Linked DNA regions of Mus musculus: region 2 is linked to region 1. Evidence: chromatin contacts called from ENCODE Hi-C data. All regions are on one chromosome and are shown on one strand. Each heading gives the region's core, a stretch centred on a gene start or an enhancer-like site at or near the end of the contact. The rest is flanking DNA. Distances are from core to core; before and after follow the strand shown. Region 1 holds the start of Ptpn4 (protein tyrosine phosphatase, non-receptor type 4). Region 2 has its middle 24 kb from the start of Gm28209.

Region 1 (5,049 bases), core at 1,612-4,111:
AGGTGTAAGATGAACATAGAATTTTCTAGGGATGACAGTGAATGCTGGTACGTTAAAGGGCCCATCTCCGTGATTTCCACTATGAAGGCTCTGTTTGGGAAGTTACTCTGTTTACGTGAAATATGCAGAGTAGGCCAACACATAGAGACAGGAAATAGATTATGACTTGGTAAAGGACTGGGGAGGAGAAAATAGAGAATGACCAGCAGGCAGGGGATGTCTTTTGGGCATTAGTGATGATTAGTAGTGACAGTCTTGAGGTAGAGTCAGGGCTGATGGTGGCACAGCTGTGAATGGCTCACCATGCCTGGCTTTTTACATGTGCTCTGGGGAATCCGAACACAGGTCCTTGTGCTTGCTCAGCAAGACGTTTACTGACTGACTTTTCTTGCCAGACTCTACTTCAGGTATTTTCTTGAAACCCTACTCACCTGTGATTCAAAGGTTTTGTTCTTTCCCTGCCTTTATTTCCCCCTGCTAGGCAATGTCCTCAGGCATTCTGAGGGCTGCAGAGATGACTAAGAGGCTTTGCCTTAGGTAATAGCAGTGATCAAATCACGGACTATCAGCAATACCCACACAGGGCTGAGGATTGTGTAGTAAGACGAACATTGTGAAAAGCACTAAAGGGATGTTTAAACCTAGAGCCATCTGTGTTGCAGAAGGAAGAAATCATTACTTGGTGCTTGACTCTGGCGAATTCTCTTTGAACTTTTGTTCAAGGACGAATGAATGCTGACCCAGGTGAGATAAGAAGCATTTTAGCAATGCCACAAACAAAGGATTTCAAAACGGAGAGCTGGAGGAAAGAATACAGACTTAGGGAAGAACGAGTGAGCACCGCCTGGAGCTGTCCTGTCTCACTTGGGTTCTGAGACAGGGTATCATGGAGCACAGGCTGGCCTGAGACTTTCTGTGTAGTTAAGGATGTTCTTGAACTCTTAATCCTCCTGCCTCAGCCTCCTATGTGGTCAAGTGTCCATCACCAGCTGGACAAGAAAGAGTAGGAGCAGAATGAGAATGAGAAGAAATTAATTTAAATTATTGTCTTCCACAGTTTTGAACAGATTTTCCTTATCGGTAAAATCATTTTGTCAACATGGAGAAAAGCAGCTTTGTAGCATGTGGGTGTTGGGCACTGAGGACCTTGTACATATACTGGGCAAGTGCTCTCTCCTGAGGCCTTTGAACAAACCAACTATTTATATATCTATCTATTTATCTATTTTGGTTTTTCAAGACAAGGCTTCTCTGTCTAGCCTTGGCTGTCCTGGAACTTGCTCTGTATATCAAGTTGGCCTGGAACTCACAGAAATCCACCTTCCCCTGCCTCCCAAATGGCAGAATTAAAGGCATTCATCACTACCACCAGGAAAAACATTTTTTATAAATAAGGTCTCTAGTGACAGAGATTGAGATTAAGATCTAACAAGAACCCTGGCCACAGAAAAGGGCACCCCCCCCACCCCCAAGTGGGTAAAAACGTCAAGGACTTTTGAGGTGGGTCAAAGGATAAAGGAAAGGAATTGGCTGCCAAGTCTGGCTCAATCCTTGCGACCCACATAGGATTACCAACTCTCAAACCTTGTCCTCTGATAGACAGACAGACACACAGACAGATGGACACACATATTTTAGGTGTATACAAAATAAAGAAATGTAAAACAAACAAACAAACAAACAAAAACGAAAAACAAGCAAAGAGGAAATGTGAGGGTCCTCCCAACTTACCCTTCCTTCATTTGATCCTAGTTGAGGTCACCTATTCTATAGGAATGTTCTATCATCATCAAGTTTGTATTACCCAGAAAATATTAAGGGTATACCCTCCTCAAGGTCATGGCATGATAATACCAACCCTCATTCTTAAAATGATTGAACGACTTTGATTTAAAAAGCAGTGTTCCTTGCACACAGAAAGCACCTATCCTTTGTTTTATCCATGAAACGTCTTTTGCTTAGGCTTTGTTTTCAAGGGCCTTATGTTTAGGAGAACTGATTGAAAACTGCACTTCAAAGCCTATACCCTCTATTAGCACTTAGTTGGGACAACCTGATGCCAGGAGGTCGAGTTTCCCCACTCTGTGCTATTGCCCCTCTTTTGTGTCCCTAGAGTCCGTCAGTAAGTACATCTTAGAAGAGGGAGGAGGGGCAGAACTGACAGTCAAGGAACCAATCGCTGCCTGGCGATGGGGTGTGGACACAGAGCCACGCCCTCCCCTCCCAACCCGCTAAATCCCGTCTCTCTCGCACCTGTGAGTACCAGTGCTTCTAGGCAGGCGCCCGCGCTCCGAAACCGGGTAGGAGGCGGGAAGGAGGCGGAGCAGAGGGCGTGGCTTCACCTCTCGCGAGACCGCCTCCTGTTGCCGAGGCCGCCGTTCCGGGGCTCTGACTGGTCGGGGGCTGCGCAGCCGCCATGTTCGGTTGCTATGCTGCGGCCTCGGAGACGGGGTGTGCTTGAGAGAGGAGGAGGAGACGGAGGAGGCGGTGGAGGCGAGGGAGGAGGAGGAAGGAGAGGAGGAGGAGAAGGAGGAGGAGGGTGACCGAGGCTCTCCTTTGCACTCTCACACAGAGCCGCCTCCCTGGAGTCACCCGCCGCTTCACGCCGCGCGCGCTTCCCTGCTCCGCGGACGCGACATTGTTCTTTTAAGACTCCCGGGAGCTGTCAGAAATCGGGGCTCCGGGACTTGAAAGAGACTTGACTTCGGCCCGCAGCTTGCGGGGACCGCGGCACTTTCGGGGCGCGTGTGAAGGGATTAGCTCATCTCGCCGCGAGGTGCGAGCGCGCGCCTCCCCGCGCACGCCAGCCCCGCCGCAGCCCCGCAGGATGACGGGGTGCAGGCGGCCCGCGGCCGTGGCGCGGCCGCTGTGGCGGCGGCTGTTCTCGGGACGCTGAGGGCGAGCACCTCGACGCGGACCACGCGCTTCTTTCACCCGGCCGCGAGCCCGGGGCCTCCTGCCTTTTTGTATTTGGATTCCCCCCCCCCCCCCCCTTTCTCCAGCCGGGAGGACGCGGCTGTGATAACGAAGGTAAGAGAGGCGCTTGGGGCGGTCCTTCGCTCGGCCTGTTTGGGCCCCCTTTGCAGGTCGTGGGCGCGCACCTGAAGCTCGCCGAGCCGGGCGGCCAGACTACCCGATCGACTTCCCTTTTCTTAGTGGGTCGGAGCACTCGAATCTTCCTGGGGTTTATAGTTGAAATCTGCTAGGGATGAGTGCACGGGAGAAGGGGTGGAATAGATGCGGAGATGAAATGTTCCTAAACTCAAGGTAAGGCTGGAGAATCTTCAGTATTTCATTTGTGGGATTCTTTTTTCTAATTGTTAATGTTAGGTTAATTGACTCATATAAGCATCTTTATTTTTTTTCCGCACGCGGTAGGAACACACGCTATCTTCCATTGAACTTGAAAGTCTCTTGTGACTTGCTAGTATTATACTTGCTTTTAGGAATCAGTAGTTGGGCCCAAAAAGTTGAGATGTAGAACATCTGAACTTAGATTTTTCATGCTGCTTTGGAATCGTCCCTACCTTCATGATGTTTAGATTCAGCGTGAGTATGTAGTCAAGAACAGATCGGTGTTTGTGGGGTTTTGTAAAATGTTAAGCACAGTCATTTGTGGCTTTCTGGCTTTACATTTTTGTTTCGGTGTCAATGTTTGTTTTATAGTTACTTACAGGAAAAATGGAGCGTATGATTATCCTTTGTGGACAGGAACTGTGCTTACCAAAGCGTAGACACCTCAATTGTCCCAGGACGATTTCTGGAAATCAGTTCAATCAGAGATTCAAGAAAAGCTAGATGTGTGTGTGTGTGTGTGTGTGTGTGTGTGTGTGTGTGTGTGTGTGTAGGTAGTTAAATGCATGTATGGATGCATTTGCTGGGGTTTCTAAAGTAATGGAACAATTTACAGTTTCAATGATAATCCATATCGATGTTTCCCTGAAACTTATGTCAGAGACTTTATGTTTGGCTTTGCATCACAGAGTGACATCAGTGTGGACAAGGACTACGTAGGGGGTTTTAAAAACTGCCTGTTCCAGGAGGACTAGTCATACCTAACTTTTGGAATAAGCAATTCAAGAAATACTGAGTGTGTGACCAGATCTTGGGTCCAGATGAAATAACACAGTTATTTGGTCACATTTAAAAGATGGCTGTGGAGGAAAAACAAGAAAAGCTAATGTATCTGACTTGTAAAGTCAGACTAGAAGACTGGAAGGGCAAATATGGCAGCCTTTTGAGAACCCTGGGTTTGTGAACAAACATAAGTGTGTCAAAGGGGAAAACTTGTTTTCCAAAACGGGAGGGATGACCTTAAACAATTATTCAGAGTACCTAGTAGACTATAACCTAGATATATTATTTAAATCTTGAATTTGAGGATTACAAATTTAATACTCTTTTAAAGAAAAAGCCAGTTTACAAGGAGAAGCTTATGAGCTGTCTAGAACCATTTTATTCACTCATACGATCAGTCATGCCACCTTTTTTGTCAGAATACATTTCTGCTCCAATTAACACAGAAGCTATTTTTGTGTCTCTTCACATTTTTATGGCATTCTTATCTTTGTTCATATTTTGTCATAGCACATGTGCATGAATGTGATCTTGATTTCTAAGATCTACGTAGTTATGTTTGTATGTGTACATGAGTACATGACAGTGTTTTGTATTTACCTGCTCCTTAAACATTTGCTAAAAAGATTGTTTTAAACACAAGGAATCATCACTGGTTTAATAGTTTTTCTTAATACTGAGTTGGTTACAGTTTGTTAAGGTAGAAGATCAGAGATTCCTCAAAAGTAGTAACAGATGATTGAATATACTCACTTGGTTCTCATCTTGGGTTCCTAATGGCTTCTAGGTGGTGGTAAATTGTGTCAAGTCTTCTCTCCTCCCCCACCATGTCCTAATTTAGTAGCTTTAAAACGTTCCTAGTAACATTGTTGCTTTAAATTTATGACACTAATTTCTAATTTAAGCTAGGCATAACACCAGCATCTATTGAACACATTTGCTAAAAATACTTTCTGGGTCGGATGTACTTAG
Region 2 (5,049 bases), core at 663-3,162, 42 kb before region 1:
AAAAGGGGGAGTGGGGGGGTAGGGGAGTGGGGATGGGTGGGTATGGGGGACTTTTGGTATAGCATTGGAAATGTAAATGAGCTAAATACCTAATAAAAATGGGAAAAAAAACTAAACAAAACAAAAAACAAAAAAACAAAACAAAACAAAAAAAAGAAATAAGCATAGTGTCTGATAGATCGCAGATATGTAATTAAATGTATAGTCTCTGAATACAGTAAGCACATATTTACTGCATAATAAAAACCATAGTGTCAGGCTGAGATGGCTTGTTTGGTGAAGAGCTGGCCTTATAAGCACAAAGACCCAAGTTCAATCCCCAGAATCCACATAAAAATGGCTGGGTGTGGTGGCTCAGGCTTGTAATTACAGACCTAGAGAGGCAGAGACATGTGTATCCCTGGAACTCACTAACCTAGCCTACTTGGTGTGTTCTAGGCTAGTGAAAAACTGTCTCCAAAAAAACCCAAAGTAGGTGTGATGAGATGATTAGGCAAATAAAGGTCCTACAGATTGTTCCTCTGAACTGCACACACACACACTCACACACACACTCACACACATACATACACACACACACTCTCACACAAACACTCATACACACACATACACACACACACACACACTCTCACACACACACTCACACACAGACACACACACACATACACACCATGACACAGACACACACACACTCACACACACAGACTCTCTCACACACACACACACTCACACACAAACATACACACACATACACACACACATACACAAACACACCATGACACAGTAAATAAATAAACAAATAAATGTAATGAAATCTTTTTAAAAGGTGTCTTTATCCGTCTGTATGTGTATGTGTGCTTGCTGCATGAGTTTATGTGTACCACAGGCTTGCAGATGCTCGAGGACCCCCTGCATACAGAGTTACAAGTTGCCTGATGTGGATGCTGGGGGTCCAACTTGGGTCCTGTATAAGAGCAGTAAGTGCTCTAGACTGCTGAGCCATCTCTCCAGGCCCTCATATTTTTTTTTCAAAGATTAAAACCCAAAAGGTAGTTGGCACCTAAGGAACAACAGCTGAGGTTGTCCTCTGGTGTCCCTGTGCAGGCGCACCTGCATATGTACAAACAAGCACATCCATGCACATAAACACACACAAACACGCATAGGCAAGCATAGCGTCTGACATAACACAGACATAACTTAAGTGTACAGGGTGCATGCACACAACGGGCACACATCTAAAGGCACAGTGTTTGACACACAGTGAGTATGCAGGTGTACTGTCTTCCCCAGGCTCTGCCGAGCTTCAGCAAGTGGCCTGTAGCCCTTCATCTCTGATAGTCCTTTGTGTGTGGTGAGCATTTAATAGATACTGAAAGTATGGCCAAACGAGTAGTCCTCTGAGTTATCAGACTCTTTTCTCCTCCCTAATACTAAGAAGCATTGGAAAAACAGCATAGCCCATTCTTGCTTTGATGCTAGCAGTATTTTCAGACACTGAATCTGAATTTCAACTATCACAAGTGTGTGACCTTCATTTCCACACAGCTGTGGTCCTCTTTGATTTTGATTTTCTCTTCCTGTTTTCTTGGTTCTCTTTATCTCCTTTTGGTTTTGTTTTCTCGGTGTACTGGTTCTAAGTGTCCATGGTATACGCTACACTTGTAGAGAGAGATGGAGGGAAAACAAGCATGAAGGCAAATGAGATCTTAGCTTAACTACGGACCCTGAGGACGCATTGAAGCCTTTCCTCCATTAGCAAGTGAGTTTCTTACCATGCTGGTGCAGTTCGTACCAGACTTTCCAGCAGGCCTTGTTCCAAGGGGCCATGAATGCCAACGGGGTACTGTGGCCTAAAAGATGTCCACAAAAAAGGCCTCTTTTAGAAGGCAGCCCACATTGCACAGTTGGCAAATGCTAAGCCGAGCGTTCCCCCAGCTTCCAGAGGGAAATGAAAGACGCTTTCCCCATAGCTTCTCTTCCAAGCTCTTACAGCTGGAAGGGCAGGGGAGCCAAGTTCCGCCCTTTTCAGTGTGGGTTGTCACTAGCATGCCAGGATTTTCTGATAGATTAGCCAAACACCCAACACAAGAGAAAGGCCTATCACGCATCTTTCTGCTTATCCATCATTAAATGCTCCATTTCACCCCAAAGAACCTGACTTTTCCTTTTTGCCTTCTGCCATAGCTCAAAAACACCACTGAGGAGATATTTCTTCTAAAAGCTGACAGAGGGACTTGGAAGAAAGTAGTGGGGGGTCCCAAGCAGACCTCTTATTTGTAACTCTGCACCCGAAGGTCTCTGTGATTCTTAGAATCTGCGAGGGTTTTCTAGGATCACTGCTGAATTTTTCCTGACTGAGACGTAGATGCCCAGAGGACTAAAGTGGCACATCCAAGGTCATAAGCCTGGCATAGGGGAGGGCTAAGGCTAGAGCTGGCCTATATGTATATGCATGTGTGCGTTTGAGGGGGTGTGGGGATGCGATGTGTGTGTGTGTGTCTTTGGGGGGTGGAGGGAGAATAAAAGGGCAAGGGAGAAAGACAGAGAGTGCAAGCAAGAGTGCATGTGAGCTCATGAGCACGTGGGCACGTGGAGCCAGACATTTACTTCCTGTATCTTTCTCAGTTGCTCTCCACCTTATTTTATGAGACAGGGTCTTTCACTGAACAGGTTTACTCACCAGTTGATAGACTTGCTAACCAGAGAGATCCAGGAATCCACCTGTCTCTTCCCTGGGTGCTGGAGCGACTGATGTGTGGCCACATCCACTTTTCCATGGCTGTTGGGGATCAGGTCTTCATACTGTTTCAAGCCTGTACTTTACCTGATGAGCCATTTACCCAGCTCCAGGTCATACATTATATATATATATATATATGTACACACACACATATATACATAAATATGTGGGTGTGGGTGTGGGTGTGGGTGTGCGCGCGTGTGCATGCAAGTCTATGGTGCATTTTCTTGATTGATGACTGATGTTGGAGGACTGAGCTCACCGTAGGCAGTGACTCCTCTATGGCTTCTATATCAGTTCCTGCCTCCTTGTTCCTGCTTTGAGTTCCTGCCCTGACTTCCCTGGATGATGGTCTGCAATCTATAAGATGAAGTGAATCTTTTTTTCTCCCCAAGTTGCTTACGGTCATGGTATCTTATGACAGCAATAGAAAAGCCTAGCTAAGATGGCATAGTTATCCTCAGACTCTCTGAAATGGTTTTGTGTTTGTTTTTTATCACTAGCCTCAGATGGCCTGGAGCTCACTGTGTAGCTCAGGGATGAGGTGTTGATCCCCCTGCATCTACCTCTAGAGCGCTGCAGTGCTGGCACTCAAACCCAGGCCCTCAGACATGTGAGGCGTGCATTTTACCAACTGGGCGCATCCCTAGGCCTCCTATAAGTTAATGATTCCAAAGTTGATGCCTTTCCAATGGACAAAGGGCAGACAGCCTCCCTTCGGTCTTATTTTAAACAGACACCCCAAATAGCACAACCAAAAAGCCTAGTTTGTTTTTCTTGTCATGCAAAATAAAACAGTTTACAGCAGACATTCCCTAACTCACAAATAAGCCAGCATCCCAACAGTGTGTTTGGATTTTTGCTATTTAGAATCCAGGATGTATTCTTCTTCCCAGGAAATCACATGATCAAGCGTGGGTAGAACCCCAGGCAAGGTCATGAGGGTCAACTTAACTAAAGAGTAACCACACTGGACTCCAAACAATTCTCTACCATATTACAATTCTCTATCATATTATTTCTGTGAAAAGAACATACACATGCCCCTACACACACACACACACACACACACACACACTATACATTGTAGTTATGGCCTGGAAAGAGGGAAACAGCTACCCTACCAGGACCCCAGTGTAAAGATGCCCACTTAGCAAGGGAGCTGGCAGCTGGCCACATGAAATCAGGAATTGTTCTTTTTTGCATAACAAGAAAAAAAACCAAAGTGGGCTCTTTTGCTTATGCTATTTGGGGTGTCTGTTTAAATTCTGGAGCTCCTGAGTCTCCACCTGTCTCCAAGGAACTCGGGGCAGTTAATGGTGGTTGGGGGAGGAGGAGCCACTTCCTTCAGTGGTGTAGTCATAACCCTAATGAAACTCAGTGGGCCACACATACTCAAGAAGGACCGAAAGGTAGTTGGGGACTTGTGAGAAGAAGAGGGAGTGGGAGGGAGACAAGAGAAATTATGATAGAAATACATTATGCACATGTATGAAATTGTCATGGAAGCTGGGACTTGGGTATAGCTCAGTGACAGGATGTGTTTAGTGTACACAAAGGCCTGGGTGACAGATATAGATGAAGCTGGTCTCAAGTCACCTCTATTGCTCAAAAGTTAGACAAATTCTTTCTACTCTCTGAGCCTCAGGGGGATTTATAAGGACCTTATAAGGAAGAAAACGTATACAAAGAGCCTATCACAGCGTGTTGCCGTGGCAGGCAAGCTACAGGTTTACAGGGCTGATTCATGAAGAGGACCGTGTTGTGCCAGTTAAGGGATATGGACTCTTCCCTTAGAGAAGAAGGTGGGGTCCACGGCAGGAGGCCTGAGCAGGGCAGACAGTGTTGTTCCATGCAGGAACCACAGAAATGGCTTCCCTGAGCAGTGGACAGTCAGCAGCAACCCCAGTCTGCCTGCTGCCCTATGCCAGCATTCCTTCTTGTCCCTCAGGGACTCTCTCTGGGCCCTTTCAAGTCTCTTTGCAGTGACTTAAAATGTTCAGGCGGGTATACAAGCAAACTGTAAACATTAGAAGGAGCAGAGCTGCAGCCTAAGCCTCAGCCTCCCATAAGCTAAGCCTGCTTCATGCCCTGACACTGCTGGGCATGGGGTTGGGGGCGGGGGCGGGGCGGGGCTGGGTCTGACTTGCTAGCTTTTCTCTCCAAGCCTCTCATACTTACTGGCTTGGTTTTGGACCATTTGAGGTCAGGCCCAGAGGGAGAAAACAACAGGGAAGGAAGGCACTGTAGCAGGGCTGGCATGGAGTCCCTGGGGTGTGTGTCACCCGGTATTCAATGTTTCCTGG

Evidence for each region. Hi-C counts contacts between places; a loop is a spot of excess contacts on that map.
Region 2: a loop to region 1 is called in a map of left cerebral cortex, with 2.1 times the contacts of the local background. The contact joins the enhancer-like site here to the promoter of Ptpn4 in region 1. A Hi-C loop is called at or near these places in 3 of 37 maps with a recorded cell type or tissue (gastrocnemius and left cerebral cortex).

Annotation. Positions count from the first base shown.
Region 1 is chr1:119,834,883-119,839,931 of GRCm38, reverse strand. It overlaps Ptpn4 (protein tyrosine phosphatase, non-receptor type 4), which reads left to right and starts at 2,861. Exons shown (of 27, transcript NM_019933.2): 1 at 2,861-3,030.
Region 2 is chr1:119,876,002-119,881,050 of GRCm38, reverse strand. No RefSeq gene overlaps it. Among named protein-coding and RNA genes, the nearest start is that of Gm28209, 24 kb to the left of the region's middle. Within about 2 kb of position 1,912, at least 1 of the 3 ENCODE cell types and tissues checked has a DNase peak (open chromatin) inside an H3K27ac peak, as active enhancers do; it is gastrocnemius, where a contact is called at or near this core.